2 separate regions of the Mus musculus genome follow, and region 1 is linked to region 2. A link is a loop called in an ENCODE intact Hi-C map of the cell type or tissue named here. Cell type or tissue: heart. All regions are shown on one strand. Each heading gives the region's core, and the rest is flanking DNA. Links, peaks and the distances in the headings are about the cores only.

What was found. Hi-C counts contacts between places; a loop is a spot of excess contacts. Peaks named below come from ENCODE experiments on the same cell type or tissue, not always from the same donor. Only the 100,000 strongest peaks of a DNase experiment are listed, where the experiment ranks them.
Region 1: it touches region 2 in a loop (2.1-fold over the local background); 4 of 42 quality-filtered maps call a loop at or near these places.

The regions. Positions count from the first base shown.
Region 1 is chr17:83,852,518-83,868,317 of GRCm38, reverse strand. n-TIaat17 (a tRNA gene) reads right to left here and starts at 6,374; the gene lies at 6,282-6,374. It overlaps Gm35125 (a long non-coding RNA gene), which reads left to right. Exons shown (of 3, transcript XR_877036.3): 3 at 2,464-3,780. It overlaps C430042M11Rik (RIKEN cDNA C430042M11 gene), which reads left to right and starts at 13,900. Exons shown (of 2, transcript NR_155491.1): 1 at 13,900-14,102; 2 at 15,344-15,800. In heart, for the core only: no CTCF peak of the experiment used is centred there; DNase peaks (open chromatin) are centred at 3,417, 5,827, 6,517 and 7,869; H3K4me3 peaks cover 2,244 bases; H3K27ac peaks cover 1,650 bases; H3K27me3 peaks cover 413 bases.
Region 2 is chr17:83,951,100-83,966,899 of GRCm38, reverse strand. It overlaps Gm41638 (a long non-coding RNA gene), which reads left to right and starts at 5,963. Exons shown (of 2, transcript XR_003952366.1): 1 at 5,963-6,083; 2 at 12,764-15,800. Gm35229 (a long non-coding RNA gene) reads right to left here and starts at 12,773. Exons shown (of 4, transcript XR_385830.4): 1 at 11,916-12,773; 2 at 11,577-11,733; 3 at 10,031-10,318; 4 at 9,472-9,557. It overlaps Gm35457 (a long non-coding RNA gene), which reads right to left and starts at 2,925. Exons shown (of 3, transcript XR_385836.2): 1 at 1,522-2,925. In heart, for the core only: no CTCF peak of the experiment used is centred there; DNase peaks (open chromatin) are centred at 7,509, 9,519, 9,919, 11,429 and 6 weaker places; H3K27ac peaks cover 6,541 bases.

The DNA of each region.
Region 1 (15,800 bases), core at 2,987-10,986, 98 kb after region 2:
CCCTCTGACCACCACAGACTTGCACATTGCGGTGGCTCCTGCTGTAGGCTGGCCCCTGGGTGGCATTCTCTATTCTTAGTGTGTAGCGTGGAGGTAAGCGGGTACCTGTGGCCCACCTGTTCTGTACACTGGAGGTCAGGTCTGTGGGTGGCACGGCAGTCTGAAGGTCTCTGTCTGTCTGCCTCCTCCCACACTGCGCTGCCTGGATTTGATTTGATTTTTATGAGTCCTAGACAGCTTTGGCCACCTAGCCAGACATCAAGCTAGGATAAAGAAAGGCCTGCCATCTGCTCTGGCCCTGACTGATACAAGAACATCACCAACGAGGTGCCTCTTTTGCCATTGACAGAGTGGCATTTAAATTGACTTACGTGACCAGTTGGTGAATTCGAAATATTTCATTTATTTATTTATCTTTGCTTTTTTTTTTCTTTTTTTTTTTTTTTTTTTTGGCAACAGGGTCTCATCCTTTAGCCTAGGCTTATCTGGAACTCACTGTGTAGCCTAGAGTAGCTTTAAACTAACTCACAACAATCTTCTTGCCTTCAGCATCCCAAGTACTGAGATTATAGACATGAGCCGCCAGACCCAGCTATAGAACGAAAATTCAGTATTGTGGAGGGGCAAAAAAAAATTGTCCACAGGGGAATCTCTGCCTCAGTCCTCAGTCCAGAGACTAGAAGAAGACAGAGCTATAAAGTCAAGGCAGTGTCCTTAGTGACTCCTGTCCTCCGTCACCCTTCCCAATCCCCCCCTTTACCCCTCATCCCTCTTTCCCACGATCACCTGCTCTCCGGGGTGCTTTGATAACCTCTTCCATGCTAAGGGGCTAAGGATACCCTGGGGAGGTCTATTCTAGAAAGTTCTGAAGAACTAAGCTGTGGCCTTTGCATTCAGATATACACACACCTACATACCTATCCTCCGGTACCAGGGATTAACCCGGTGACTTTGCATACAGCAGTTAGTGCTGTACCACTAAGCTGCATACCCAGTTCTCTAGTCTAACTTCGTATCGCAGGCCAGGGCAACCATTAAGCAGCTAAAGATCACAAGTAGATATGGTCTGACCCGTGAATAAGGCTGAAATTTTATTCCTGTGAAATTGATTTTGATGAGGCTGATCCCAGTCTAGGCCCTTGGACTTTCCTATATAAACATCTGAAAACAATTTTCCCAATGTGTATACAGTGAGTGTATACATGGGGACCACTCCTGTGGCCCACAAAGACAGCCTGTGGTCAGCTGTGGAGACACGGGGAGAAAATCCAGTCTGTACTTTCATCTAATTGGGTCCTCAGGACTTGGGAACTCTCCTGCTCTGATCTGGTTCTCCTAACCCAAGCCTATGCTTGGCTAACAGAGTGTGTGGGAGCAGCTCTCTGCTTTCCCTGGTGCTGTGTTTGGGAATGCTGGGAAAAAATGGTCTGAGTCCATGTTAAAGATACAGAGGGGCCCCAGGTAGCCCTGCAGGCTGAGGATGGAATCCCAATCAATGGCCTAAGCCCCACTGTAAGGAAAAACTTCTGGGGCGGGGACGCAGTGCCACCGTGTGGCCGCCACGCGCGGCTTTTCCAAAGGCCCAAAGAAACACCTATCCAACTAAAGCCTGGTGTTCCAGTCAGCATCCAGGCAGACATGATACTGGAGAAAAAGCTGAGTGTTCTACATCTTGATCCAAAGGCAGCCGTCAGGAAACTGTCTTCGCGGGCAGTCAGGAGGAGGGTCTCTTCTGCCCTGGGTGGAGCTTAAGCATAGGACCTCAAAATGACAAACTTCCCCCAACTAGCTCACACCTACTCCAACAAGGCCACACCTCCTAATAGTGCCCCTTCCCATGGGCCAAGTATATTCAGACCACCACACTCAAAACTCAATATGTATGTATGTATGTATGTATGTATGTATGTATAGGGGTGTGTGTGTGTGTGTGTGTGTGTGTGAGAGAGAGAGAGAGAGAGAGAGAGAGAGAGAGCGAGAGAGAGAGAGAGAGAGAGAGAGAGAGAGAGAGAGAGAGAGAGAGAGGCATGCATGTGCCTCGGTGTTCCTATGGAGCTCAGATGACTTTTGGGAGCCCGGGTTTTCTCCTTCTGCCTTGAATTCAGGGTCAGACTCAGGTTGCCAGACTTGAGTACCAAGCATTCTTTACCTTACTGAACCATTTCACACTCTTGATTTCATTGCTCACAAAACCCTAAGAATCCCTACTATCACCACTGTAAAATTAGTCGGACTACATATATTCTAATCCGTTAAGGGTTTCTTCTTCCTCCTCCTCCTCTTCCCCTTCCTCTTCTTCCTCTTCCTCTTCTTCCTCTTCTTCTTCCTCCTTCTCCTCCTCCTCTTCTTCTTCTTCCTCCTCCTCCCCTTTCGACTTCCCTTCCCCCCCCCTCCTCTTCTTCTTTGCTTTGATTGCCCTTTGCTTCTTTTCTTTGATAAAGATATTTTACTTTGGATTTCTAGGTTACATCTAGTTTTGCTCCCTATCTGACCAGAAAGTACTTCGAGAAGCCACTGTCCATGCCAACTGTAAGCAGAAGGGGCAGATGCATATCTCAGAAGAATATTTGTGGTGGAGCAAATATTCCTCAGAATTGAAACATCCCTTCCGGGAGGGATGTAAGACCCAAGAAATGAACAAAACTGAGCTGTCTCGGGAAGCCTCTGGGACGCATAAGCCTCCCAAGGCCCTGTCCATAGCCCAAGGAGTACGACTGCTCAAGCGTAGTCACAATTGCTGAGGGGAGGGGCCGGACTCACTGACTTCCTGCCCTTTCCCAGAGAGCCCCAGGGCAATAGCCCATTGTCAGTCAGGCTGAGGTGGGTGTGGGACGTAAAACCACTCCAGAAAGTTTGGGAAGATAAAGCAAGTCTAGAGTCTGAGATTCAGGTGACTCCAGCTCCCTGCTAGACTCCTGACTTGAAACATGTGCCATGCTTCTCACATAAAAGAAACATGTCCTACGGTCATGTAGGCCCCAAACAGACTTCTCCATTCTAATGAGGTACCTAGAGGCCCAGAGGGCTCAGCCAATGAGCTTTCCCTTCCCAGACATCCCTTCTGGCAAAAGGCATTTAATCTCGGGCCCACCCTGAGAAGTGGGTACGGTTTACACACTCATTTTCCACCATGACAATAAACTGTTTAGAACCATGGACTGACTCTTTTCATCAAGATCTGCCTGTTGTGGGGTGCCATGAAGAAGGCCTTCGCCTACAGAGCCACAGCCTAGTCTCCTGGAGAAGGCCTCTCTGGGCTCCCAGCCACAACTGCCACCAAGCTTGCTGCCAGGCTAAGGACAATCATCCCCATGGGACAAGTTGGAGCTCCCCTCCCTCACCCACCCTCCACTACGGGCTGGACACCTCTCTTCTGCAACTCCCAGGGCGCCTGGATGTCTAAGAGCCTGAGAACCCCTCTACCTCTGCCTTGTCTCAGGCCCAGGGACCCCTGAACCAGCTCCAGCTTTCTCACATCTCAGACTGCGCTTTCCCACCCTGGAGCGATGCCTCCCTACAGCCCAGCACCTGCCCTGGCATGGGGTAAGCACAGTCAAACTCTCTGAGTTCTGCCCTGTGGCAGAGTGGACAAGGGCCTACGACCCTACTGTACAGTTAGTTTGCCTCTGAGCCATCCACAGTAGTGATGGTTTGTATATTCTTGGGCCAGGGAGCGGCCTTGTACGAATAGGTGTGACTTGGCTGGAATAGGTGTGTCACTGTGGGTGTGGGCTTAATAGCCTCACCCTAGTTGCCTGAAAGTCAGTCTTCCACTAGCAGCCTTTGGATGAAGACATAGAACTCTCAGCTTTGCCTGTGCCATACCTGCCTGGATACTGCCATGCTCCCACCTTGATGATAATGGACTGAACCTCTGAACCTGTAAGCCAGCCCCAATTAAATGTTGTTTTTTATAAGACTTGCCTTGGTCATGGTGTCTGTTCACAGCAGTAAAACCCTAACTAAGACAACAGTGCCACAAGGAACCCAGATACACCCACTGGTTTGCCAGTGGACTTTGGACTTTGATGGGATTGTTTGGTCTGTTAGTGCCCAGAGGGGTAGCAGACCAAATTTTATCTCCCCTGGGGAAAAAAAAATCACACAATGTTTTGGTCCTAAACGTTGTTAGAAAAATGGAATGGATTGCCTTAAAGATAAAGCAAGTGGGCTGGAAAAAAAATAAAGCAGGAGTTATGAGCATTGCCTGCTCTTCTAGAGGTCTAGAGTTCAATTCCCAGCAACCACATGATGGCTCACAACCATCTTTAATAAGCTCCAATGTCCTCTTCTATCATGCAGGCATACATGCAGATAGACCACCCATATATAGAAAATAAATAAAACATTCAAGAAAGTCTTTATGGAGCAGAGCTTGCAAATCAGAGTTGAGCTTTTACACCGGAGTCCTTCTACACAGTGGACAAAGGAATCTGTCAGGGGTTTGTGCTTGCTCGTAGTCCCCTTCTGTCACTGTGACAAATACCGGAGAAAAACTCAGCCCAAGGAAGGAAATGGCTCACAGTCGAAGGTTGTTGACTGGCTAGCTGGTTTGCACTGCCCTCTGTAGATGGCAAGATGGGAGTGTGTGGCAGAGGACGGTGCTCAGCTCATGGTGGCTGGGAAACGGGGAAAGGGTAAAGTCCAGAAGGACACACCACCAATAACACACTTCCTCAGCTGCCTCTCACCTTCCAACACCTCCGTCCCGTCCCCCCCCCCCCCCCCCCCATGGCTCAGGTAAGAACCAGCAACTGACTAAGAGATCTGAGTCCCCTCATCCAGTCACTCCCCCAAACCCATCAGTTGGCAGTCCTGGCTCTGAGGAGGTATTTCAAATCCACGACACAGCAGGGAGTAACGGACTGAGGGTCAGAAACTTACACTTGGCAAATCTGATGATTTCTCACTTCTCGTTTGAAAAAGGATTTTTCAGAAAATTTTGTTTTGGAAATGCTGGGTTTTTTGTTTGTCCTCTTAACTCTTTTTCAGGAATAAAGATGATCTGTACAGCACAATATCAGTTACTCATGAAAGAAACACAGTGGGGCTTTCGTGGCCCGTGGGATGGCTTAACTAGTAAAAGCATTTCCATGCAAACCCAAGGGCTTGAATTCCACGCCCGAGTGTCTCCTCAGAACCCACTTAAACGTGGAAAGAGGGACGCTAACTCTTCTCAGTTGCCATCTAGCCTCCCGGTGCGTCTGGTGCCATGCATCTCAATTGTTTTTTTCTTTTAAGGATGTATTTCTAATTGTGTGCGTGTGTGCCCTTGCTCTTGAGTGCTGGTACCTAAGGAGGTCGGCAGCAGGTCCCCTGGAGATGAGTTAGTTACAGCGATCAACCCCATGGGGCTGCTGAGAACTGAATTACTGGTTCGCAGACTAGAGCAGTGCCCACTTTAAAACATCGAGTCATTTCTCCACCCCATTTGTTTGTTTGCTTGTTTGAATAAGCAAACCTTTTACTTTCCACAGCGCTTACATTTATTTCCAGGCTCCGAATGGATTTCTTAAGAGGAACTAAGCCTCCCTCCTCCTGAGCTGGAGTTAGTGAGCGGAAGGTATGGGAGGGTGTGGCACTGGGCGTGAGGATTAGGTGAGCTGAGGGACTCCTGACGTCACTCTAGGATGGATCTTGAGCTAGCTGAGAAGATAAGAGGCTCTTCTGGTAGCCACCATTCCAGAGTGATAGCAGGGCTTTAGGAAGGGAAAATGGAAATTTCCCGGACATTTGTCCCCAGTTGCAAACGCGGGAGGAGGGCAGGGTGCCTTGAACCGGATATGGGGGAGGGCTGCCGAGGCTGGGGGGAGGGGGGGAGGAGCGAGCTACAGGCGGGGTGGGAGGGGGCTAATGCCAGGGAATCGAGCAGTTCCCTCACCTAGGGTCCCACACTCCTAGTCCATTTAGTCCTGGGGAGCCACCCGGAAGCAGTGGGTTGGATCCGGGCTCTGGCGGAGGCAGGGGCGGGAGCTACTGTGTACTCCGCGCTCGCAGGAAGCCGCCCGGCATCAGAGAGCCTCGGGGACCTCGGTCTGCATCCCAGGTCCTGATGCTGTTTAAACAGCAGCCTAAGGACCAGGAAAGGTAGTAGGCAGTCGACTGGGTTTCACTGCTGAATGCTGCGCAGTAGCTACAGAGCTGCTCGGAAACCAAGTGCAAAGCTTCACTGTGAGCTGTTTTCCGCTGTGGCTGAGACAGAAAGCGAGGAGACTAAAGGGAGCGTAACGCCTTCCGATACAAATATAAAATAACAGTAAAGCCTAGCTCCAAAAGGATCGTGCTCCAGGTGAGGCTCGAACTCACAACCTCGGCATTGCTCTGCATGTACTGCTGTATAAGTACCGCGCGCTAACCGATTGCGCCACTGGAGCTCCGCTGTGGCGGCCTTGCGAAGGCTCTATCAGACCCGGCAAGGCGTCGGTGGAGCATGCGCATCTGCCACCTGTGGACGCCGCTCTTACCCCAGCCTCCCGCAACTGCGGACCGGACTCAGGGCAACAAGCCAGTGCCCGGGGATCGAAGGGTCCGGGGAGAGTGTGAGGGAACGGGCTCGCACGGCCGAGCCTGCGGGGGAGAGGCGGCGTCCTCCGCGAGGCTCCGCTCCGGCCGGCCCAGCCTCCCGCACGCGCAGACGGGCCTGGCAGGGGCGGACAGAGCGACCGTGCGGCTCCCGTCCGCTCGAGGAAGCGAACCCGGATCCCCGGCCCGCCCTTCCGATGGCGCGAGGGTGGGCAGCGGAACCTGGCTGGGCTTCTCATCCCGAGGGTCCTCGGGGGTCCAAGCTGCAAGTGTTTCCCTTCTTCCCATCCTAAAAGTTCCAACGTTTAAAACCAAAAGAGCTAGAAAACTCAGAATAGCTTTTCTTTCTTAAAACCAGAAAATCGGAACCCTGGACCAAGGCCCAGATTAGGACTCCTGGGCCACACGCACTTTGTGAGCCCTCATTCCTCTTTTTTTTTTTTTTTCCCCTTTTTTTCTTTTTCTTTTTGTTTGTTTGTTTGTTTGGTTGGTTGGTTGGTTTTTTGGGTTTTTTTTTTGGTTTGGTTTGGTTTGGTTTTTCGAGACAGGGTTTCTCTGTATAGCCCTGGCTGTCCTGGAACTCACTTTGTAGACCAGGCTGTCCTCAAATTTACAGAAAGTAAAACCACCGTGCTTTAAGAAAATACGAGGTTAAACCGGGCTGTGGTGGCTCACGCCTTTAATCCCAGCACTCGGGAGGCAGAGGCAGGAGGATTTCTGAGTTCGAGGCCAGCCTGATCTACAGAGTGAGTTCCAGGACAGCCAGGGCTATACAGAGAAACCCTGTCTCGAAAAACCAAAAGAAGAAAAGAAAAAAAGAAAAAAGAAAAGAAAAAGGAAATACGAGTAGAGAGACTGCCGAGGTGGCTCGGAGGTTAGAAGTTCTGCTCTTGCCGAGAATGCGGGTTCGATCTGACTCACAATCCTCCTTAACTCCAGTTCCAGGGGGAATCTACGGCATACACAGACACATCCATGTACATAATTTTTAAAATTAATAAATCTTTAAAAAGGGAAAAAATATCAGGAAGGATACTAAGGAAGGAGACCAATGAGGGAGGGGTGATAAAGGAGAATTTGTCTCCCGCCCCCCCCCCCCATTCCCGTATCTGTTGTTTTATAAGCTCAGCAGATAGTGGAGGATCAACCAGTATGTGTACATATGTGTGCAGATAGTGGGCATCTCAGTGTTTACAGGAAAAGTGGTACCTCAAAAAGGGAACATAAATAGTTTAGGTCCTAAAGAGACTGAGGTTCTCGGGGAGGAAACTAGATGGGGTGATGCTTAGACAGGAGCAGGAGGCGGGAGCCAGGAGCTCAGGAGAAAACGTCCTGAGCCCCGCAGACTGTCTGTCCTCCCTTTTCAGACTGCCTCCAGAGAGCAGGGAACTAGGAGCCTCACCCAAGGTTCTCACTGGTCTTTATTCGTCTGAGGGGGCTCACGTCTCTTGAGTTTCCTTATCTCTAAATCCAGGAATCCTGACTGGAGAGTATTTCCCCACATGACTCCTGCCAACACACTGAAGTTAATTTTTTAAGACGTGGTCTCACCATGTAACCAAGGCTGGCCACAGATTCGGAATTCTCCTGCCTCTGCCTTCAGAGTGCAGGTTCTACAGGCCAAGCCACCTACCCCATTGCCTTGAAATAATTTGCATTATTATATGTTACATAATAAAACTGATTTTTAAAATAAAATAAAATAAACTTTTTCTAGAAGCAAGGATAGTTAAACCTTGCAATGCCTATAATGTAAAGAGTCTCATTCTTTTCCATATACCAAATAACAAAATGTTTAATTATGTAAGGCAAGGGAAAAGCATGCTGTGTTAGCAGATAAGTTTTAAAATAACATCTCATCTTGGCATAGGGATGAATGTACTGTATATTAAAATGTATGAAATGTAATGACTCATTGTGGCAACAGAAATAGACAAAAACTGTTTCTTAAATGAATGTTTGGAATTTACGCCTTTTGCACTGAAAAAAAGTTGGCTTTTTTTTCGTTCTTGCTTTCTTTCTTTCTTTCTTTCTTTTTTTTTTTTAACTTTCATGGTTTTGTGTTTAAATGGTGAGATGAACTGGAAAGGTTTCAATTGCCCTGTGCACGTGTGCAATCCAGAAAATTACAAGACGGGACTATGACTGTCTTTATTTCTGACAATGAAAGGCCAAATAGCATGTAATGGCCACTGTACTTTCTCTTCATGGCTTTGGTTTCTGCTACACGAGAGGCGCTGTGATGAGCCTCACAAACAAACATTTTGATTAGCTGGGATGCAATCTGGGAGTCTGGTGAATGAGGATCATCTTGATTTGAATTTATGGAATTACCATTTTATGGTCTTCATTTGCTTTATTTCATCAGATTTTTTATATTTCTTATTTTTAGCCAGTGTCTCATTACGATTATGTATTAAGCATAAATGTTGCTGAATAGAAGCCAAATTCCGCACAAGGAGCCCCAGAGCAGCCATCATGGACAGACAGCTGGTGTCAGAGACTTGCTGTGGGTACCAGTCACACCCACCCAGGAGCGTCCAGGACAATTCTGTCTTAATTGGAAGGGCTTCAAGATTATTTTTAGGGGTTTTGTTTTTGCTAGTCAGTTGGTTGCTCTCGTGGTGCCCAGGCTGGCCTCAAACTCAGTATGTAGCAGTAACTAGTCTTGAATTCCTGATCTTCTTGCCTCTGCCTCCCAAGTGCTGGTATTACAGGCATACAGCACAGAACCTGGTTTTTAAGCATCCTTTAAAAGCAGCCTTTAAATACCATTTTTCTCTGAAACTGGAAGGTTGGGTCAGAGGTTAAGAGCATTTGCTGTCTTCCAGAGACCCTGAGTTCAGTTCCTAGCACCTACACTGGGCAGCTCACAACCCCCTGTAACTCCAGCTGCAGAGGAGCTAGAGCTTGAGTGTAACATCCATGTGCACTCACACACATGTAGCATGTACACACAGAGACATGTGCACGGTCACATCAATAAAAAAATAAATTTTAAAAATAGAATGAAAATAAATACTATGTTTCTTAAAAGAACATCACAAGCTGCTACCTGGGACAGGGTGAGCCATCCTCAAGTCTTTCCAATGCTCTCTGTTTGTCTGTCTGGGCTTAAGTGCCCTCCTACCCACGTGGTTCTCGATCCCCCACAGCGCCGTGTAAGCACATGACCCTTTATCTTCTTGAGACAGATGGAGAGTCCAAGGTGAAGTTCAGTGAGTTTTCATGCAGGTATGAGCAGATTACAGAGTGGAGGAAATGCGAATCGAGGGAGCATGTTTCCCTTAGTATTGAAACCAAAATGAAGAATTGCTGAAAGCTAGTCAGATAGTAACAAATTCAAAAAACCGGTAACACCCAGTGTTGACAGAAATATGGGAAAATGGATACTTCTGGGTTTTTTAAATTATTAAATATTGTATATGTATGGGTGTTTTGACTGCATGTGTGTCCGTATAAAATATGTGTGTGGCCTGCAGAGACCAGAGAGGGCATCAGATTCTCTGGAGCTGGAGTTACAGATGGTTGTGAGCCTAGTGGTAGCTGTGGGTGCTGGGAATCCAACCTGTGTTCTTTGGAAGAACAGCCAGTGCCCTTAGCCATTGGTCCATCTTTTCAGCTCCTCTAATCAAGTTTTAAATGCACATAACCATTGACCCAACAGATTCATAGCTGGTGCTGTCCGATAGATACAAAATACCTGTGAACAAATAGAACTGTCCAATCTAAACTATGCTGTTTAAACTATGCTGTATTGTAAAAAATCTACTGCTACTTCATATATTGTTAATAGGAAAATAGCACCTTTCTAACATAGTACTATGACACTGTACCATCATGTCACTTATAATTTTTATATTTACTTATTAAAGTAATTCTTTTAGGTAAAAGAACAGTTTTCTTTTGTAGACCAGGCTGGCCTCGAACTCAGAAATCCGCCTGCCTCTGCCTCCTGAGTGTTGGAATTAAAGGCATGCACCACCACGCCCGGCTAACAGTTTTCAATGATGCATCTCTTTGGATGTTTACTTCTTTGATTTTTTTTTTTTTTTTTGCAAATTAGTTTCTTTTGCATACAAAGGGGAAAAAATGGCTCAGGGTCTGTGAGCACAGGATACTTGTATGCTCATTCTTCACAAAAATTTCTTGTATTTTTGTCGTCGTTGTTTTGATACTTACAAAAATCCCTAGCTCCTATCAGTGGGAGGGCTTGACAGAAACTGATACCACATAGACCGGCTTCAAAGGGGGATCGTTCTGAGGGTGAAAGACCAGTGAGCACCAACTGTGACTGTCCCAGACAATCTGAACCCTAGTCACTGGGCACCCTAATCAGTTACTGGTCACCCTATTTCTTACAATCAATGCATAAAAAGACATGATTCAGGAAAACTCTCCTTGAGTGTTTTGAGGACACAGAAGATGGGAGTGGCAGGAAGTTATCCCTCCTCTGCTTGTCCTCTGCTCTGCAGCCCTGGAACTGGACCCAGATGACAGTGGTTTTCTGTCATCTTCTGCCACTGTCTGGCCCTGTCAATATAGGTGCTAGAGGCCACTGCAGGGGCTGTTATCCCTCTGTCCAATGCTTCTCTTCTGGCTCCTACAGCTCAGCAGACAGTACATGGATTCCCACTTAAGATTAGGCAGCACATTTGCCTACATGCTAGCAACTTTAGCCTGAAGCCCTTTAGCCAACTTCTCTGCCACCCAGTGGGCCACCTTTACCTGTGAGCTCCGGATCCCAGAAGATGCTGGAGGGAGCGTCCACTCCTGCCAGTAAGACTGAGTTTTAGTTTTAGACTCGTCAATACTTGGTGTTAGACCTTCAGATCGGCAGTTCCTCTGGGTGTATGATAGTTTTCTTGCTATCTGCCTTGTTATGATCCATTCTATCTTACCCTCCCACTTATGGGAGCTAGGAATTTTGTAACTATCAGGGAAAAAAAAAATACAAGAAATCTTTGTGAAGTCCAGAATGAACTCCCAAGGTCATCTAACCACAAGTTCCCTGAGCTCACAGACCTGAGCTGTCTTTCTCCTTGCAGTGTGTGCTGTTTTGTATGCAGAAGAAACTATGTTGCCAGGGAAAAACAGAAAGTAGATTTAAGGGTGCTGAGCATTTTTTGTTCAGTGTCGTCTTTAAATTTCTTCTGTTCATTTAGATTCTTTGATGTGTCTGGGTCTTTTCCTCGGATTTATGTGAAATTCTTTTAGTATTACTTACTAGTAGAATATATGGTGGGTGTGTGGGGGTATGTGGTGTGTGTGTGTGTGTGTGTGTGTGAGAGAGAGAGAGAGAGAGAGAGAGAGAGAGAGAGAGAGGGAGGGAGAGAGAGAGAGAGACTAAATAACTTTGGGCATCTCATAGATATTCTCAGTTTTCTTCATTGTAGGTAACAAATATAAATTCATCCACAACACTTGAGCCACAAAAAAATGTCAGTGTTGACACTCCTCAGGGTGCCTTGGACCCCAGGATTCCACACACATTTACTCTTATCAAGATCATTTGGAACCATGTCATGAAGAGTCAGGAATGATAGAATATGGGGGTGGGGGATGTTCTGGAGCGATGGCTCAGTGGTTGAACACACTTGCTGTTCTAGTAGAGGATCAGGGTTCAGTTCCCAGCACCATGATGGCTCACAACCATCTGCAACTCCAGTCCCAAGGGATTTGATGAGGAAACTGGGCAGGCAAGTAGTGTACATCCATGCATGAAGGCAAAACACTTACATATAAGATAGATAGATAGATAGATAGATAGATAGATAGATAGATAGATAGATAGATAGATAATAGATAGATAGATAGATAGATAGATAGATAATAGATAGATGATAGATAGATGATAGGTAGATAGATAATAGATAGATGGATAGATAGATGGATAAATAGATGGATGAATAGTTAGATAATAGATAGATAGATAGATAGATAGATAGATGATAGATAGATAGATAGATAGATAGATAGTAGATAGATAGATAGATGATGATGATGATAGATAGATAGATAGATAGATAGATGATAGATAGATAGATAGATAGATAGATAGATAGATAGATGGTAGATAGATAGATAGATGATAGATGATGATGATGATAGATAGATAGATAGATAGATAGATAGATAGATAGATAGATAGATAAATCGATCGATAGATAGTGTCCCCTATCACTCTTGACAGGATGTTTCTGGTCTATACTATTGCTTTGCTTTGAAATAAAACTCCTTTGCTTCTTTGCAATTTGTTTCTGCCTTTATTTTAGTTTTCTTGAATAAAAGTCTGGGAACCTGGAAACACCAGATCCAAGCAACGTCTGCTGGTTACTACTGGTTTTGTCCCAGTAATGGGTGCAAGTATGGACATTTGAGCCTCTCGTGGCCAGCACACACATCTGGTTCTCCCTTCATGGCAGTTTGATCTCCCAGAAACATGGGGAGAATTGCCTAAGTCTTTTGAGGTTTGGTCTTTTGCTGTGTATTGTAGGGCTAAGTGCAAGCCCCTAAGACCTGGTTCCCTGAGAGAAAGTCTGAGTGTAGACCCAGTGACTTTGCACCCAAGTTATTTCTCATTGGTAAATAAAGATGCTGACAACCAATAGTTGGACAGAAGAGACATAGGTGGGGTTTAGGATTCCAGGACTGGGGGTCTGAGGAAAACCATGAGGGAGAAGAAGGTGAAGGAGGGAGAGAGAAGCCATGGGTTCTCGAGGGAGAACCTGAGGGCTGACCAATTGGAGTTAAGAGCAGCATAGATGAAACATAGTAAATAATAACTTGGGGTTATTGATAGGAAGGTAGATTCTAATAGCATAGAGGGTAGGTATCTGCCCAGCTCTTGTGCTGATTAAGGCTTATTGTAAATATAAAGGTTGTGTGTCTTTTATCCAGGAACTGAATGATCAAGGTGATAGAGAAACCCCAGATTGGGATTAAAAAATTTCAACAACATATGTCTGGTAGGAAGAATGGAAGGATGCTGCTAACATGACTCAACCCGCTCTGCAGCCCCCACAGCAGAGCAAGCAAGCACCTGCAGCACTGGAGACAGGGCGTGGTCCTAAGGAAACGCTACGTGTAACCAGCTGTCCTCAGCCACCAGGAATAGGACGTGTGTTAGTCACTTTTCTCCTCGCTGTCACACAAAACCTGACATGAGCAACATTCAGGCTGGGTCTCCTCAGTTACACCTCCTGCAAATATCCTTTAGCTACTGTGGTGGTCTGAATGAAGATGGCCCACATAGGCCCATACGGAGTGCCACTAAAGAGGTGTGGCCTTGTTGGAGTGGGTGTGGCTTTGCTGGAGGATGCGCGTCACTAGGGGGCGGGTCTGAGGAGCTCAAGCTGGGGCTTAGTGGCTCAAGGTCTCTTCCTGATGCCTTCGGATCTGGATATAGAATGCTCTCCTCCTCTCAAGCACCAGGTCTGCCTACACACGGCTGTGCTTCCCACCATGATGATAATGAACTAAACCCCTGAAACTAAGCCAGCCCAGAGTATGTTTTCCATCATGAGAGCTGCCATGGTCATGGGGTCTCTTCACAGCAAGAGAACCCCTGACTCAGACAGGTATCTTGTTATATGAGCCTTTAACTTTCCCCTTAGCTGAACGGGTTTTCTTTGCTTGTTTTTCTGTCTTGTTTCATTTTTATATTCCTAAGATTTATTTAGTTATGAGCGTTTGCTTGCATGTATGTTTTGTTCACTGTGTGTGTGTATGTGGTGCCATTAAAAGCCAGAAGAGGGCATCAGATCCACTGGAACTGGAGGTACAGGCAATTGTGAGCTGCCATGTGGATACTGGGAACCAAACCTTGGCCCTCTACAAGAGTAGCAAGTGCTCTCAGTGGCTGAGCCATCTCTCTAGACGTGTGTCTTTGAATTGTTTAAATTACACTTTTATTTAGTGGGGGGAGGGGTGTACTTGCTTGTCACCTAGCATATAAATCCTCAGCATCCCATAAGCTCCCGGTTAATTGGAGTCTCCGTTACTTGCAGGTGTGAGGAGGATCTTGATAGGTTAGAGAAGAAGAAACCTATGTCTTCTACCTGAACTCTTTAAAAAAAAAAAAAAAGACAAGACCCAAGGCTGAGGAGATGGCTCAGTGGTTAGGAACACTGGCTGCTCTTCCAGTTTCAATTCCCAGCACCCACATGGCAGCTCGAAACAGTCTGTAATTCCAGGGGATCTGACACCCTCATATGGACATACATGTAGGCAAAACACCAACGAACATAAGATAAATAAGTCTTTAAAAAAAATACAGCTCTGACAACACCTGGATTTTCACCTTCGAGCCCCATTCAGGCTTCAAAACTAAAGATGATAGATTGGTGTATGTGGCAGGACATCGGGTTGCTTTGTCTTGTCTTGTCTCTCGGGACTGGGGATTAAATCAAAGGCATTATGAATAATAGCCAAGTGTTCTATCTCTGAGCTATATCCCCTGCCTTTTTGTTTTGTTTTGTTTTGTTTTTTGTTTTTTGAGACAGGGTTTCTCTGTGTAGCCCTGGCTGTCCTGGAACTCACTCTGTAGACCAGGCTGGCCTCAAACTCAGAAATCCGCCTGCCTCTGCCTCCCAAGTGCTAGGATTAAAGGCATCCCCTGCCATTTTAAATAAAAAATATATACATTTATCTAATTTGGTTTTTTATTTTTGCCCCACGGAGTGAGTTTGGAGGTGAGATGACGATTGTGAGGAATCAGCTCTCTCTTTCCATCACTGCGGATCCCAGGGAAGGACGTTAGGTCGTCAGCTCAGTGACAAGCGTCTGTACCTCTAATCCATCTCGACCCTGCCCTTTGCAGTAGCCATGTCTGTTTGTCAACTTGATGATACCCGGAATGAGCAATCATCCAGAAGTGGAGGACATACCTATGGGAGATGACTCCGCTGGTTTTGTAGTGGATGAATCTACTTCTAGACCAGCTTTGAGGTGAGATCTGGATCTTGAGGTGGGAAGACATACCTTTAACCTGGGCCACACCCTCTGCTGGAAGTCTATGGAAGAGGACGACATAGGAAGCTTTCGTTCTTTGCCTGCTCACCCTCGCCTCTCGAGCACATCCATCCCTTCACTGGCGTTAGCGCCGCCTACTTCTGCGGGATTCCGGCAGATACAGGAGATCAGCTGAGACATCCAGCCTTGTGGACCAAGCAACCACTGGATTCTTGGGCTTTATGTTCATGGTCAATTGTTGTTTGATTAGCTGGACAACAGCCTCTCTCTCTCTCTCTCTCTCTCTCCATATATATATGTATATA
Region 2 (15,800 bases), core at 3,607-11,606:
GAGGTATGACCAGTTGCTAGTGGCCATGTCCTGAGGGCCTGCTATGTATCCCTGGGTTTGGCTACTGTTAAGACCTGTCAATGTACGCTGTGACCTAACCTCCTTGTTTGACCCAGTGTGTTTCTTACAATTATCCTGTTGCCTTAAAGACTTTTACTCTAAGAACCAGGTAGACATGGAAGGATGAATGGGGAAGAAAGGCCGTGGCAGGGTGGACGAGGGTGGGGTTGGGGCAGCTTAGGGGAATTGGTGGAGGCATCAGACTCACTCTGAAGTGATGGCCACTCGCCAGCCACGGTCCTAAGGGCTTTCAACTGTCTGGATTTCTCTACACAACATCCAGGCTACTATTGCCCCATTTCACAGACTGGTAAAACAAGGTACAAGGACTAAGGAATGAACTAGCCCCAAGGTTAAACCTACAGAGAAGTGATAGTAGTGAGATACCTTGCTCTTCCCCAACCTTTGGGTTGGATGTGTGATGTCTGGCTAGACCTTGGACAAAGGGAGGGTACAGGACAGATAGAGATAGCATTGTCTAGAGCAGTGGCTCTCAACCCTCCTAATGCTGTGACTACCCTTTAACACAGTTTCTCATTATTTATTCCTCATAATTTTATTATTGCTGCTGCTGCTTCATAACTGTAATTTTGTTACTTTAAAAAAAAAAACAACCCAATGTCCCTCACATATTATATCCTGACCACCACCATTTCCCCTCCTCCCACTCCTCCCAGTCCCTCCTCCTACCACCCCTCTCCCCCAGATCCACTCCTTCAGCAGAGGGCAGGCCTAGGGGCGTCAATCAAACACAGCATAGCAGGTTACGATAAGACTAGGCACATGCCCTCCTTATCAAGGCTGGAAGAAGCAACCCAGAAGGAAGAAAAGGGTCCCAAGAGCAGGCAAGAGTCAGGTAATTTTGCTACTGTGATGAATTGTAAAGTAATTATCTAATATACGGGATATCTGATATGCAACCCCCATAAAGGGTTGTTTGACCTCCTCAGGGGTCATGACCCACAGGTTGAGACTCACCAGTCTAGAGTAACTGCAATGCAAGGTCTAAGAAGCAAGAGAGGGCAAACCGGCTTGGGAGCCTTGTCCACGGGGGCTGTGGAGGGTGACTGATGCTTTGGACGCTTCAAGGAGCCACCAGGAGTGTTTAAGTTGGGAAACAACATCCTTTGAGCCTAGCTTTTGGGATAGATACTCAGGGCCACACGTTGCACCAACTGGAAGAGGCTGACAGTCAGGAAGCTCTTGCCATAAATGCCCCTCCCTATGCTTCGATTTCATGGAGAAGAGACAGGAAGAAAAAAAAAATGGAGACACTCGACTTCTCGGGCTGAGAAGTGGGACCTGGGACCACCTGGGGTTCCAGACAGGGCTTGGTCCTGTCAGTGGGATGGGGCTAGGAGATGTTGAATTCAAGTTGGACAAAATGGGCTTGAGATTCCTGTGGGGGCTACCCAGTGGAGGTGCTCGCAGGGGGATTATGGGAAAGAAGTCAAGACTTACAGATGCAACTGTGCAGTCATGTAGTGGGACCTCTTAAACCACTGGTGCAGGTCACACCCTCAGGAGACAGACTTTTGAGTAGATCCTTGGGGAGGTAACGCAATGAGCTGTGAGAGACATGAAGCAGCCAGAGGAATGGTCCAGACATGGGGAGGCAGTTCATACAAGGAGCTTTGGGTAAGAAGGCAGGAGAAGCCGAGGGCTTGGGGTTTCTGTTGGGGTTGGGCCCTAGTGCCCCACAGGTTCTATTAGCTTCCTTGATGCCCCAGCTACGGCTTCAACACTTAGGGCTCTGCAAAGTCAAATAGTTTAAATTTATGATGGAAAATGGCCCTGGGGACTGGGGCAATTTACTGCTCACAAACGGATTCCAACTTGTCCATTAAAGCAGCTTCATTCCAGCCCCAACACCCAGGCATGTTCACACCTCTGGTGAGGAGTCAGGCCTGCCCCGGTGATTAGCCTCTGGGCTCGGCTCTCAAGAGGGACCGGCTGCTCCCCTGCGGGAAACATGACAGCCTCCAGAAACAGGGTCACAGCAGCCCACACTGCCACAGAGAGAGGCCAGGCCTGGCGACAGGGCGACAGGGCGACAGGGCGTCTGCTCTGGCCTGCCCTGGACAAGGCCTCTGAGGGGAGGCAGGCCCTGCCCCCTGGAGCGAATTGTGGTGGGGTTGGGTAACAAAGGACTTTGATGCCAGTTCCCAACTCTGCCATTTAAGAACCCTGTGGTTTGAACAGGCCTCCTGGCCTGAAATCTTTTCCTCTTCTGTAAATGAGGAATGGTAATTCCCACCTTAAGAGGGCTCTCTAATGAGGGGATGAGGTAAGAGTGCTAAGCTAAGCTCAGGGCCCGGGGCTGAGCACTCCCTCCAGAAACCAGATGGGTTCTTAGTACTGACTGACCAGCAGTCTGGCCTCTTCCCCAAAGTGTGAGTTTAGGAGGATGTCGCACAGGGTATAGGGAGCATTTGCTGAGGAAATGCTCACAGGACAGGGAAGCGAGAAGAGTTCCGTTCTTGCATCTTTCCTCTGCTCCTGCCCCTTGTCCGCTTCCTTGAAGGGATGGACTCCACAGTAGGAGTGGAATTGGACCCTGGAGGCTGGGAAAGAGAGAGGAATGAATACTCTGAATTGAGCTGCTGGCCTTGAGGCCTCTGTTGGCTTCCGGCTTCGTCTTTGCTCCCACTGCCCAGACCGGGTGGTCTTTGGGAGTCTGTATAAACATGGAGGTAACTGCCTGGCTTTGAAAAGATGCAGAATTCTTCATTCTACTGCTGAACACTCACCTCCCTGTGTAACTCGCGCTTCTCCTGACTGCACCTCCCACCCCCATGTTCCTTCTCTGGTACTGATGCCATTGCAGCTGTTCTCTTTGCTTCTATTTCATACTTTAAAAACCGAGCCAGGAGCTGGGAAGGAGAAGGAGATTGAGGCGGGGGGGGGGGGGGGGGAGATACAGGTTTTATGGTACTCCCACCCTACACTCCCTTTCCACCCCACCCACTGATCACAGAGCCATGTGAGAAGGAACTCCCTAAGGGAGACATCTCCTGTCTCCCAGGCCCTTAACCCTCGCGTCCCATCCTCAGACAAACCCAAGGCAGCCTCTGAGGCAGAGAAAAAGTGTCCAGCTGTGTTCCGGGGTCCCTCCTCCTGCTGACACACACTCTTAGAAAAAGGGTCATCAGTGAAACTGGTCAGCGCCCAAACCGCTCACCAACCACAAAGGGAGACCCAGGTGGAGCGCGAGGGGAGGGGCCTGTGACAGGCAAGAGACTTGTTTCATACCCTAGGAAGTTTCCATGAAGTCTGTGTGTGTGTGTGTGTGTGTGTGTGTGTGTGTGTGTGTGTGTGTGTGTGTGTGTAACCAGGGAAACAAGATTGACAAGTGTGAGTCATTTGGAGCCAGAGTAAGATGTATGACTTTACAAATCTAAGATTCTGGAGATAAATTCTACAGGTGTTAGAGAGACACCTGAAAATGTATTGCTGTATCCCAGAAGGAGAAAGAGAAGGCGAGAGGACACAGCACCAGGAACGAGGCAGAGTGATCGATTGATTGATCGATCGATAGGCACCCAGTAACAGTCAGGAGACCGCATCTCTGTGAAATGGCTAGCATTGACAGGCTGTGACTGGGGTGGGCCAGCTCTGCTCCTAGCTTTGGGGTTGGGGCTCAGGGAGGAAGCTTATGCTTGCATTTTGTTTTGTTTTGTTTTTTTCTCTGAGTCCATCTGGCTAGTCAGTGGGAGGCTAAGGCAGGCTTACCCTCAGCTGACCACTGCCAGTCCCCCTGGTGCTGCTCTGGTTGTAGCTCTTTCCAGACCCGTCTCATTTCCCTCCCAGCACATGGCCCCTCTCTCAGAAGTCCCGTGGCAGGCCCTCATATCGGTGGAGCAACTGAGCCAATGTTTAGTCAACAGAAACAACTTCTCAGAATGACTCTTTTTCAACTGCCTGGTGTTTGTTTGCTTTGCTTTGATTGGGAGTTGGTGGGTGTGGGGTGGCCAGACGGCTATTGTCTTTGGTATTCCCTCCCCTGACCATAGTTCTCAGTAGGAGTTGAGGTCCTGGGGCCTCTGGGCTCTCTTGCTATGGGCGCTGCTTCAGATCCAAGAACTATAAGCAAATATATTCCTTATCTTCCAGTGAACTCCTCCAGTTGAAGGCCCCAGAGGGTGTGAGTTTACCCATATTTTGGTTGAGGCCAGGAAGGGAGATAGCTTTGGACAAGATCTCTGGAGCAGGGAAAGATGGTGACCTTACAGTCAATTACACAAGTAGCCCCATACTCGCCTCCAGGGCCTCCGGAGACTTTAGGGTCCGTAATGAAAAAGCTTGGGGTCCTCCCCAGCACCCTCGTCCCCTACCCTGTCACCAACACCAAGGAGCACCAAAGAGCTTTGACCCCATTCCCCTGATTGATCGGAAAGCAGGAGTGTAGGTGAAGGGTGCTAGTGTCCTTCCCAGAACCACCCTGCCTCACCCACTTAGCCCACTCCACACACCCCGCCAGGGCACAGGAGGAAACCAACAGCATGCTACCCAAGATAAAGGCTTCTGTTTGGTTTTGTGGTTACGCTGAAGCTGTGTTCTTAATTGTTCCAATAAACAGTTTTCAACCTGGAGGCCAGGATATGCCAAAACATGCCACTTCCGCTTCTAGCACCAACTGGCTGCTATGGGTACAAACCTGTTTTTCCAAGTCACAGCTGTCTCCAGACAGTGCCTAACAGGCCATGGCGGCCAACAGGGAGAGCTGGTAACAGAGTGTTACCAACCCAAGGATATGAGACCTTTGATTTCCAGTTCTGCGAGCTACCCCTTGGTGACCTCTTTGAGTTAGTCTTCCTTCCTGAAATACATCAGGGCCTTGATTTCTGAACCTTTAAAGAGATGGTCTAATACCACTGTCTTCTCTTATTGTTGATGTGAGCCTAGCCCTTAACAGCTGAGCTATCTCTTCAGCTCCCAGCTGTGTTTCCAAAGAGCAGGTCCTTCAGTATTAGCATCATTTGAGAACTTACTGGAAATCCAGATCCTTGGGCCTCTTTTCTACTACACCAGAACACTCCGAGTGATGCCCACAGACCGCTGTTAGAGACATAGACACTCCTGTCTAGCGTTGGCCCTTGGTTTTGTTTTACGGTGCTGGGGACTGAACCCTGTGGCCTTGAACATAGCCCCAGCCCTAACTCTGACCCTCAATAAGCTCGTACCTATGATAACTAGCGCACTCTTCAAAGAGGCTACACGGGCTGGGCTCCCAGATGAGCTCTGCTTGTTGGCCTGTTGTATCCCAGAATCTGCTCTGGACTTAGGCTTCTGGTTTCTGCAAATGGCCTGGGATCCAACAGCCCAGGGAAACCTGGCTAGGCAGCACCATTCCTCCCTGGACCCCATGACTGCCACAAGGCTACACTGGCAGACTCTTATCTTCATGCAGACCTTTATGTTATGTCCTAGGGGATTTTTGAGGCGGCAAACGGCTAAGAAGAGGACCATGCTAGCTGTAAACGTCCAAGGCATTATGGAGAGAATGATTTATTTAAAATTCATTTCTCTGCCACCAGCTCCTCCAAGAGACACCAGCTGAGAGGATGTGGCTTCTCTCTGGGGGAACTTCTGTGTGCAGGAGGGCTACTGGGAATTCTGGAACACATCTTCCTGGCTTAAAGTCAAACCCTGTATCTATCGACGGTGGCATCCTCTGGTGTTCAGGAGTTTGCTTTCAGAAAAGTACAGGCCAGCGTTGAGGCTGAAGGACAGACCCAGGTCACAGAGGGTCACTAGGACGCTGGGCACAGGATCCACAGTGGAAAGAGCCTTCAGGAAACTGAGGAAGGGGCCAGACTGGCTTATGACCCATTAGGGCCTCCTGCTGCCCTTCTCCTAAGTCACAATGGCTCCAAGAGCTTCTCACATTAGATCAGAAAACCTTGGGAGAACAGATCCAGCCCAAAGGATGTGCTAGGCTCTCACCAAGCCAGAGCCATCTGAACCGAGGCTCCTCGTCTTTGGAAACTGTGTCCCTGGAAATCTTAGGGGCCGAAATGAAGGTAACAGGAAGCTACTGGTCCAGGAAGGGAAGGAAGAGGGCGAGCTAGGCTACCACATCTGTCATAAATCACTGGGAAAGGCTCACACAAAAACTCGCTTTAGACACAAGCCTTCAGGCCTGTTTTTGGGAAAACTGAGTAACCTCGGGTAATCCTGCCCACCAGGAGATTTTTCTGCCTGGTTCCAAGAGGGAGTGAGAAAGGCTCTGTGTTCCCTTAAAGGGGAAAAGCCACCTTGGTTCAATGTCATTTGGCTCATTGGGGGGTGGAGGGGGATTAAGGTTAAAAGCTATGGGCACTTTATGCTGGGGGCAAGAAATGGGCAGAGGCAGTGTCACACTCTAAAGGGAGCACTGTCAGGAGGTGCTCTCTCAGACTTCACTACTTGGATCTAGGTCTGGTCTTGGAGCAGCCACGAGGCCTGGAGAATCTCAGCAAACACCCTGCACAGGATTCCCGGGTGACTTCAGGGCCTGGCCTGTCAGCTCTCCCATTCTTTGGGAATAGAATGAGTCCAGCCTGCGACTGATTTCCCACTCAGATGACTCTGTTGGCAATGAGGTGTACACTCACTTGGGTTAGAGAGGGGTTTTATTTGGAGCAGAGGTTTCTCAATGCAGTGGCCTAGCACAAAGGAAATAAACACACACATGTATACACAGACATGCACAGGCACACACACACACACACACACTGACCCCATGGCGACTTCAGTCACTACAACAGCAACATACAAGTAGATGAAGTCCAGAAGAAAACAGCCCGTGACTACCAGGACCCAAATCCCCAATGTCACTATCTTTTATCTTCTGTCATTTCATAGATGTGCTTACTTGATCTAGGGGCAGTAGGGAGGAGCTACACATGCAAATATGATTTTACAAGTCATACTACAGAAAGAAGAATGCCTTTCCTGATCTCCAAACAAAAGAGAACACCTGAACCCTCAGTTCTACCCAGGAATCTGCTATTGTGATAGCCCCAGTGGCTCCTTCCTGGTCCCTCACTTCCTTGAGGTACCCTAAATGGCCGGGTCAGTTTTCTGGATTGCCTTAGGCTAGCTTCTCCTGTCTCCTAGTCTCCTAAGTGATGGTCCACTTCCTAATCCCGCCTCCCACTCGTCCTTTGGAGCCCACCAGCAGGAAGGAAAGCTAAGCATGCAACAGCCATGAGCTATCTCTTTAAGAGAGTGGCCTGACAGTTTGTTTACCAGATTTGTTTGGGTCTCAGTGGGAGGGAGAATAAAGATAAAAAGCTGAAAGAAAGGGGGCAGGGAAGGATGCCTGATGCCGAAAGAGGGAGATGGGGAAAGCTGGTCCAGAGGGGGGATTTATTTTTGCAGCATGGATTCCAGTCCCCGAGGGACAGTTTCCACTGAGTAAGTTAATCACCAAATGCGTAGGTTGGGTCAAATACAATTCCCAGAATCCAGCTGAAGGAGACCAGGGCTCTGCTGCCAGCGCCCTGATCCTTCAGGCGGAGGCAGCTTTGGGGTAGAGGGAGCCAGTGCAGACGGATAACACTGGCACTGGAAGGAAGCCAGGGTTACCCAGGCATTGCATTGTGCTGGAAGATAAAAGCTTACCCCTTGGGCTCTATTGATAGGCTTCTGGGCATCCAGGCACCCTCTAATTGTTTGCCCTTTTTGTAGTGGGACACCTGTGCCCACAGGTTTGCAGGAGTCCTGGGCTTTCAGGGGCCAGTAAGATGCTTCAGGGAGTAAGGATATGTCATATGCAAGCATGCAAGGAGAGGTGGGTTGTCAGGCAGAGAAATGACAGAATGAGATCTGCCTCTCCAGAAGTCCGGGGGGGTAGGTGCTTGAAACCATGGGAGGTGTGTCAGGGGCAAAGTACACAACCAGGCTCAGAGTTTGGGCAGGCCAAGGAAGAGGGAGGTTTGGGGTGGCTTTCCTAGAGTCCAGAGTCCAAAGATAGGCTGTTGACACTAAGCTCACAACACAGGGAGCGCTCCACACCCATCTCCTCTCTTTGCCCAGGGCTCCCTGGATGGAGAGCTTCACTGTAGACCGGGATCTGCTCACACATACAGTCTGGGCAGGTTATCTTGTGCAGGGGTAGCAGCTAGGGACTATGGATCAGACTACAAATGCTATCTTGCTTGAGGCAGGCAGAAGTAGCCAGGCCCTTGCTGGAGAACAAGTGAACCAGGGTAGTTTTTGAGTTTTCTTTCCTGTTATGTTCTGAGGACTTGGGAGAGCTCCCCCTCTCTGAAGCATCTCCTCCTAGCAGTGGAGACTAGGTGTGGAAAAGAGCCTAGGCGCCCCAGACTCTTTACTTGCTCCAAGCACCTACCACCCTTCCTGGAGTAGGCTGTCTCTGTCTCCACTGCCACACCTCACTAGAGAAGACCCCTATCTAGGAAAAGTCTCAACTTGGACCGGTCAGCTTCACACACCAGGAAACAGCGGTTAGGAGCAGAGGACCACTGCAAGCCATTCTGCCAGAAGCCTGAGCCATAAATATCTACTCTGCTGGTGACCAAGTGTTTATTTGTCCTTGCACAAAAGGCCACTGTAAAAATTGTCCACTGGGCCATAGCAGGGGAAGATGGGAAGACGATATCCAAGACTGACCAGCCTCGCTGAAGAGCTATTAACCCAATCCATGTCAGAGGGAAGAGGCTTAAAGGGGATGCAGCAGCCAGGACCCAGCTATGGGATTTTGGGTCATTGTCCCAGGAAGAAAGAGCGATGGTAAACACCACTGGCAGAGCCAGAGTCTCCCCTGAAGGTCAGCGCCTCGAAGCCTGAGGCTGAAGCTCGAGGATCAGGAGCTCAAGGCCAGGAGAGCCTTGGCTATGTGGTAAGTTCTAGTCCAGTCTGAACAAGAAGGCCCTGCTCCATCAAAACAAAATCAAACACAACAACAAAAGAAAACCCCACCCTGGGTCAAGCTCAAGTTCCGAGGGCTCCAGAGGCTGCCCCACTATGCTTGTCAGGAAGCAGGCTCAAAGGTTCTGGGACCTTAGGTTCCCCCTTCCTGTCTGGCTCTTTAAGAGTGCCCTGCTCAGACTGCTCCAAGCTCTCCATAGACCAATCTCTCTCTCTCTCTCTCTCTCTCTCTCTCTCTCTTTCTCTCTTTCTCTGTGTTTGTGTGTGTGTGTGCTCCCTTAGGGCACGCTCGATCCCTAGGAGAGCAGGCGGGGGGGGGGGGGGGGGAGAGGGAGGGGAAGAGCATCCGTTTGTCCAAATAGACCTCCTGAATGCTTTTAAGGGCCTACAGTTAAATGAGTAAATATTTTCCCTTTCAGATGAAAGGTACAATCACCCCGCTTTTTAATTACTTTAATTAGAAAAGATTGCCTTAATCTTTAACTTATCTACACTATTGTGGGAACTGCCAGAAAATGAAGTGCAAGGAAAACAGGTGGGGTTTGACCTCTGCTCTCCGGCGTCTTGAATGTCTTCACTGCTGGTAATTAAGAAGAATCAGGGGAAGTTCCTTGCTGAATCTAGGAAACAAAGACACACACACACACACACACACACATATGAGAATGGTAGATACAAGGGCACAATTGACACACACACACCCTTTCCTACCCACATGTACATATGAATGGAAAGAATAAAGAAACCCCAAAATCCCAATATAACAAACTAGAAACTTCTATCTGACTTTGAGGGCAGTGTTCCGGCTCCCAGCCTGAGGTAGTTTAATGAGTTTCCCAGGGTGGCCCAAAATGATTAATTAAGCAGACAACCCCCTCCCCGCCTCCCCTAACAGCAGAACCATAACGGTCTACTTGGGGAGGAACAACGGGGCCCCTTGACTCCAGAGGCCGTTGATGACGTGTTGTAAGAATCAGGAGCCCCAGATAAGGACAATAGCAACGGTCTGGCCTGCGACAGCCACCAAAGTTCCTTCTGCTCAAATCCTGGCTGGAAGATCTTGGGTCTGCTTTCTGGGCTCCCTGTGTCTCACCCTGTTCTGACAGCAGAGTACTCTTGGCACGATGTCTGTTAGAGCAGGCAAGGTTGTCTCTGGCCTCCCTCCCTCTCAGAGTCCCTACGTGTGACCATTCCTGGACTCATCGGTGGACAAGAGGAGGGGTTCTGGTGTCTACCTGGGTTGGACTGGTATGGAACATGAAGAACAAGGACAGAGAGGAGACGAAAAGTTACTCTTGTCTAGGTGTCTGCTCTTTCTAGCTTCTGGCGCCTTCAGAGCCCAGTACTGACTGTTCAATGTTACAGCAAAGGCATCAAGTACCTGAGGTGGAGGGAGAACGGGTGACCAGTAGTGTAGAGACAGGCTAGACGCCAGGCCCACTGTGGGAACCCCATAGCTTGCCCTGGAAGCTCTGATGAAAGGTGGGCAACCCTGTGCCTCTTGGAGGCACCTCAGGGCTCCACCTCTGTAATTTGGACAAGCTGTTCCTCAGACTACTAGACTGTCTCACCAGGAAGGTGCCTCAAGACTACCTGGAGTGCTGAAGGCTGACTACTCTTTCCCCACAAAGGCTCTGTGTTCCTTCCCAGACAGTTGAGCCTGCCTGGGACTTGAACACAAGCAGAAATACCCTGCTGTGAGGCTCTGAGGCTCTGATTGCCGGCCTTAGGAAGGCCTCCGAAGCCTAGAGGCCTGGGAGGAGGCCAAGGTGAGAGGTGGGTGGAGCCACCAGCCTTCTCCTTTCTGAAGCTTCCAGGTGCCGGGGGAGGGATTTCCAGCTTGTTTATGCAACTGTCTGCACTGCGTGCTTTTCTGCAGGTGTTTGTCTAAGCTCAGGTTCCACCCATGTGTCTGATGATGCCTGCAGGCGTGTGCCTCCAAACTCCAGAAACCTGACTTTAGTCTCTACTTTGTGTGAGCACTCTCACCCCAAAACGCTTTACTAAAATAAACCTGCTGCAAACACTTTAACAACCATTTATCCCCACCCTTCTTTCTCGTTCATGGCACAGGCACTAACACCAGCAGGTCTCCACGGTCAATTTAGGAAGCTTGGGAAAATATTGCTTATAATTAAAAGTCTAAAAGGGCCTCAATTAGGGCCGTGTTAGCCCTGCCAGGCCTGGTCCCAAATGCTACTCGGCTACATTCCTGTCCTGGCGGGGAAAGGCTTTTGATTGCTCCAAATCTTCAGTGGCCATGCTGGACCTCACTCTGGCTCTGTGCATCTTACCAGCTGCCCAGGGCACAACCAACCTGGACCTTGGGCTTGCGACTCAGTCCAAGACTTGGTCTTTGTCAGCATAGGACCGAGTCTCCCAGCTCCACCAAGACCTTCCTCCCTGCAGGAGAGCTGGGGGCTGGGTCAACCTTCAGCACCCCTCCTTGGCCAGAGACCAGGCCTCCGGAGGATGAGACAAAGGCAGGGTGCTAAGGGAAAGTGTTGAGAGCTGAGACAGGCAGAGTTCAGGCCTCCTACTCCCACACCCACCTCTGTCTGAGCAGCAGGAGGTCCCTAACCTGGAGTACAAAGAGCTGTCAGGGAGGGGAACAGGATGGGAGCAAGATGGTCACACACCTGACCTCTTACCCTCTGGGGTTGAAAATGTGTAGCTCAGGTGAACTGCTCTACCCCGGCATCTATGAGGCTGAGGGCGCTGAGGGAAGAAACATGGGGCACGTCGTGGTACTGCCTCCTCCTCCAGGAGTGAAGGCCCCAAGGGCTGCTGTCAGGGCTGGGTGGACAGAGGTTCTGAGTCAGTTCCAGAGTGTGCTGTCCCTCCCCGCACGTGGCCACAGCACCCACTGACACACTTAGACAAGGGCGAGAAAGTCCTCCCTCCCCCATCCACATTCTGTTAGCCCACAGTGACACCATTCACAGTCCTAAGAGAGTCACTGTAACATGCACACAGACCTCTCTTGGGTCCCTCCATGTGGACCCCATCTTTTGCAGCCTGGGCTGTCTCTAGTGCCTCTCTGAGTAGGAGAAGCAACTGCAGGCCACAATTTGTCCCCAAGCCCACTGGCTAAATCTGCCTAAGTAGGACAGAGTTGGAGATGTCTCAGGACGCCGGCCTTGGTATCCATCCCTCCCAGTGGATCTCTGAGGAAGGCTGAGGCAGAGTCAGGCCCCAGCTGCCGGGGAGCTGGGAGCGGCAGGGGAAGGGTTACAGGCTAACTAGAAAAAACAATTCCTAACGGGAAAGGCATTCCAGCCCTGCTTAGCTGGGCCGCCAGGCCGTGGGTGGTTCTTGAATTATGCATTTCCTTGAACACAAAAAAAGCAGAGTTCAGGGCAGTTCAGCTGTGCCCTGGATCTCACTCCGGGCCTTTGTTTCCAACCGCCTCAGAGCCCCTCGTGCCTGCACACACGCACACACGGTCCGCCTGGTCCCACCAAACATCCACTGGGACAGTGTTGGCATTAGTGTCACCAAAAGCCAGCAATCAGAGTGGGAGCAGGCTGCTAAGGGACTTTGAAAACGGAATGCAGAAGTGGCCAGGGCCCTGAGCAGCGCTGTCTGCAGTGAGGCACTGGAGACATTTCTTCCCCATTCTCTTTCCATAGCGATGTGGTTGGTGCCCCTGCTTTGTGGCCAGGCCCAAAGCTACACTTGCAGGGCTTATGGTCAGGGAACCCTGGTCTTAGTTCTACCCCTTGGTTGTCATCAGGGATAAGTAGAATCCCCAAGCCCGCCAGACCAGCCTGACTACCCAAACCTAAACTTCTCTCTTTTTCTTTTTCTTTTTTTCTTTTTAAAGGGCCAGTGAGTTGGCTTAGCAGGCAGTGGCACCCTGAGATTGTGGTAGATCAAGCTCTGGAACCCATGCATAGGTGGAGAAGAAGACCCAGCTCCACGAAGCTGTCCTCTGACCACCTCACACATGGTATGGCATGCGCACCCCCAAACAGAAATCAACAACAACCAAAGATCTCAACTGGCTTGGGAGCTGCAAAGGGCCAGGCATGCCAGCCAGAGCACTTCCCTGAATGGGACCTCAAAAGAAGTCTCGGAGGCGTGGCTGATGACAACCACTCAGATTCATCCATTGCCTTCTTTGTCAGAAGGACATTCCCCAAGCACGGAGCCCTCACAGAGAACAGCTAGTCTTTAAGAGGGACTTGAAGAGGTTATGCAGCTGAAGCATGGTCAGGGCTGCTTGTGAACTTTCGGGAGCTGGCAGGGAGGCCTGGACCTAGAGAGGGGCTGGGCAGGATGGATGCAGGCACAGGGCACCGAATACCAAAGGTCAGAGGGGAGCGAGACTGGAGATTGCTGAACTTACAGAGATCCCTGGGCTTGTATCAGAATGTGGGGGACAGGGCAGGGGACAGAGAGAAGGCTAGAGGAAGCATGGGGCCAGCTCGAAGAAGCCAATTTCTGCCTCAGAAGCCAGGGGTACATGAGGTAAAAAGAGGGGAGCCTTCCAGGACCTTGAGAACTAGCCTGTTTTAGCCAGTCTGATTCTTGGAAAGAGCAGCAAAGTCGGGCAGGCAGTCAGACATGACAGGTTAACTAGGCATGGTGGTCCAGGCCTGTAATTCCAGCTACGAGGGAGACTCAGGCAGGAACGTCACAAGTGCAAATCCTATTTGAGCTACAGAGTGAAGCGAAGAAGAGTCTGAGCAACTTAGTTAAGGTTCTGAATCTAAGAGTAAAAGCAAGAGCTAGGGAGATGGCTCAGCTGGTAAAGTGCTTACGTCATAGGAATGAATGTATGAATGAGTTAACTCCCAGCATCCCTGGTTAAAGACCATCACTGGGGAGGCAGAGGCAGAGGCAGAGGCAGAGGCAGAGGCAGAGGCAGAGGCAGAGGCAGAGGCAGAGGCAGAGGCAGAGGCAGAGGCAGAGGCAGAGGCAGAGGCAGAGGCAGAGGCAGAGGCAGAGGCAGAGGCAGAGGCAGAGGCAGAGGCAGAGGCAGAAGCATCCCTGGGGTTTTCTGGCCGGCCAGTCAAGCCAAATGAGTAAGTTCCAGGTTCAGGGATAGACTATAATTCAAAAATAATAAGTAGATGAATTAAAAAGGTAGAGAGTGATTGGGGAAGCTATCTACTGCTGACCTCTGGCAGACACACGTGTGCTCGCCTCAAGCTGCTTCTCCCTGTCACTTAGCACTCACCTCTGGAGATCCCACCATACACAGACACACACACACAATACACATAGACACACACAGACACATACATATACCTACACATGCACACTATCACACATATACATACACACATATGTATACACATGCACACACATGCGTACATATACACACAAACACATGCACACACACACACACACACACACACACACACACAAACATTTTTAAAGTAAGAGGAGAGCTAGGGAACGTGCTCAGTAATAGAACAGTCGCCTAAGATGCATGAGGTCCTAGATTCCGTTTCTGGAATTTAATAAGAAAGAAAAGAAAGGGAGAAGACTGGGTAAGGTTAGAGATTATGAGAAAAAGATGAGGGGATGAAAAGATGAGGGGACAGATGTGATCGAGAGTAGGGTGGCTTATGATGAATTGACTTGAGGGGACAAGGACAAGGACAGATCCTAGAATTGTGATCTTCCCACTGAGCAGCAAATGACCGACAAGAACACAAGGGAAGAGGAGCCCTCTCAGCTTTGGCTGTGCGTCCCGTTGGATGTTAGAGATGCAGATCTGAAGAGAAAGATGCCAGAGGAAGAAAGAAGTGGCGCCCGTGTGCTATCGGATGAGAGTGGAGAGGCAGCAGATTGGGGGAAGGAGGAGACATAGCCCACACCCCAGTTAGCCCCCACTGTCCGTGGTGGGGAGCTCTTGCACCAAGCTTGGGAGGTGGGCTGCATTTGCTCAGGCATGTGGTGGTGTTGCTTAAACATCAGATGATAAGTGCGGAGGCACGGTCGTCCCAGATCTGAAGAGGGCCAGGCCCAGCCTTGGCTCCAGCACACTCGAACAGAGCAGCCATGTGTACAGCAGCCATGTGTTCCTCCAGGGCTGTCATTTCAGTGCCTGTCTGGTCCAAGTCAAGGTCTTGTTTCTTCCCATGGTGGGAGCTCCAGAGGTGAGTCCTAAGCCACAGGGAGAAGCGGCAGCAGCTTAAGGCACCTTGTCTGTTCCCCTTCCTCTCATTGTTTCTAAAAGACACCGATAGCCGGGCGTGGTGGCGCACACCTTTAATCCCAGCACTTGGGAGGCAGAGGCAGGCGGATTCCTGAGTTCGAGGCCAGCATGGTCTACAAAGTGAGTTCCAGGACAGCCAGGGCTATACAGAGAAACCCTGTCTTGAAAAACCAAAACCAAACCCAAAAAAAAAAAAAAAAGACACCTATAAGCACCAGCTTTTTTTTCTCTGCCTTTTTTTTTTCTCCCATACATTAGCTTGTGCAGGCAAAATGGCCATGGGTCACCTACTCGACCCATTCCTGAGGCACCCAATAGCATTCAGATGACCTGGAGACCGCCTACCTAGATCCCAGTGAAATCCCATCCCCCACCCCCACCCTTTTACTCCTAATCCCATTCAGGGTTGAGTCCTGTCTCCAGAATTCCCTGAGAAAGCACAGGGGGCAGGGCGGTAAAGAGTCAACCAAATGAGCAGACTGGGTTGTCTCCCATAATGCTGGTGGCCACCTACTAGTGGCCTGTTGTGTCCCATGTGTCCAATAGGCCTGTGCCAGCCAACATCTCCTTTGAGGGCTTGCCCACCTGCCTGAGGTGTTCTTTGTTCTTCCTGCCTGATGGTCATTCCCTTTGCTTCCCTCCTCAGACTGGACAACAACCATGGGCTGTTGCTTAAACATCAGAGCCTTGA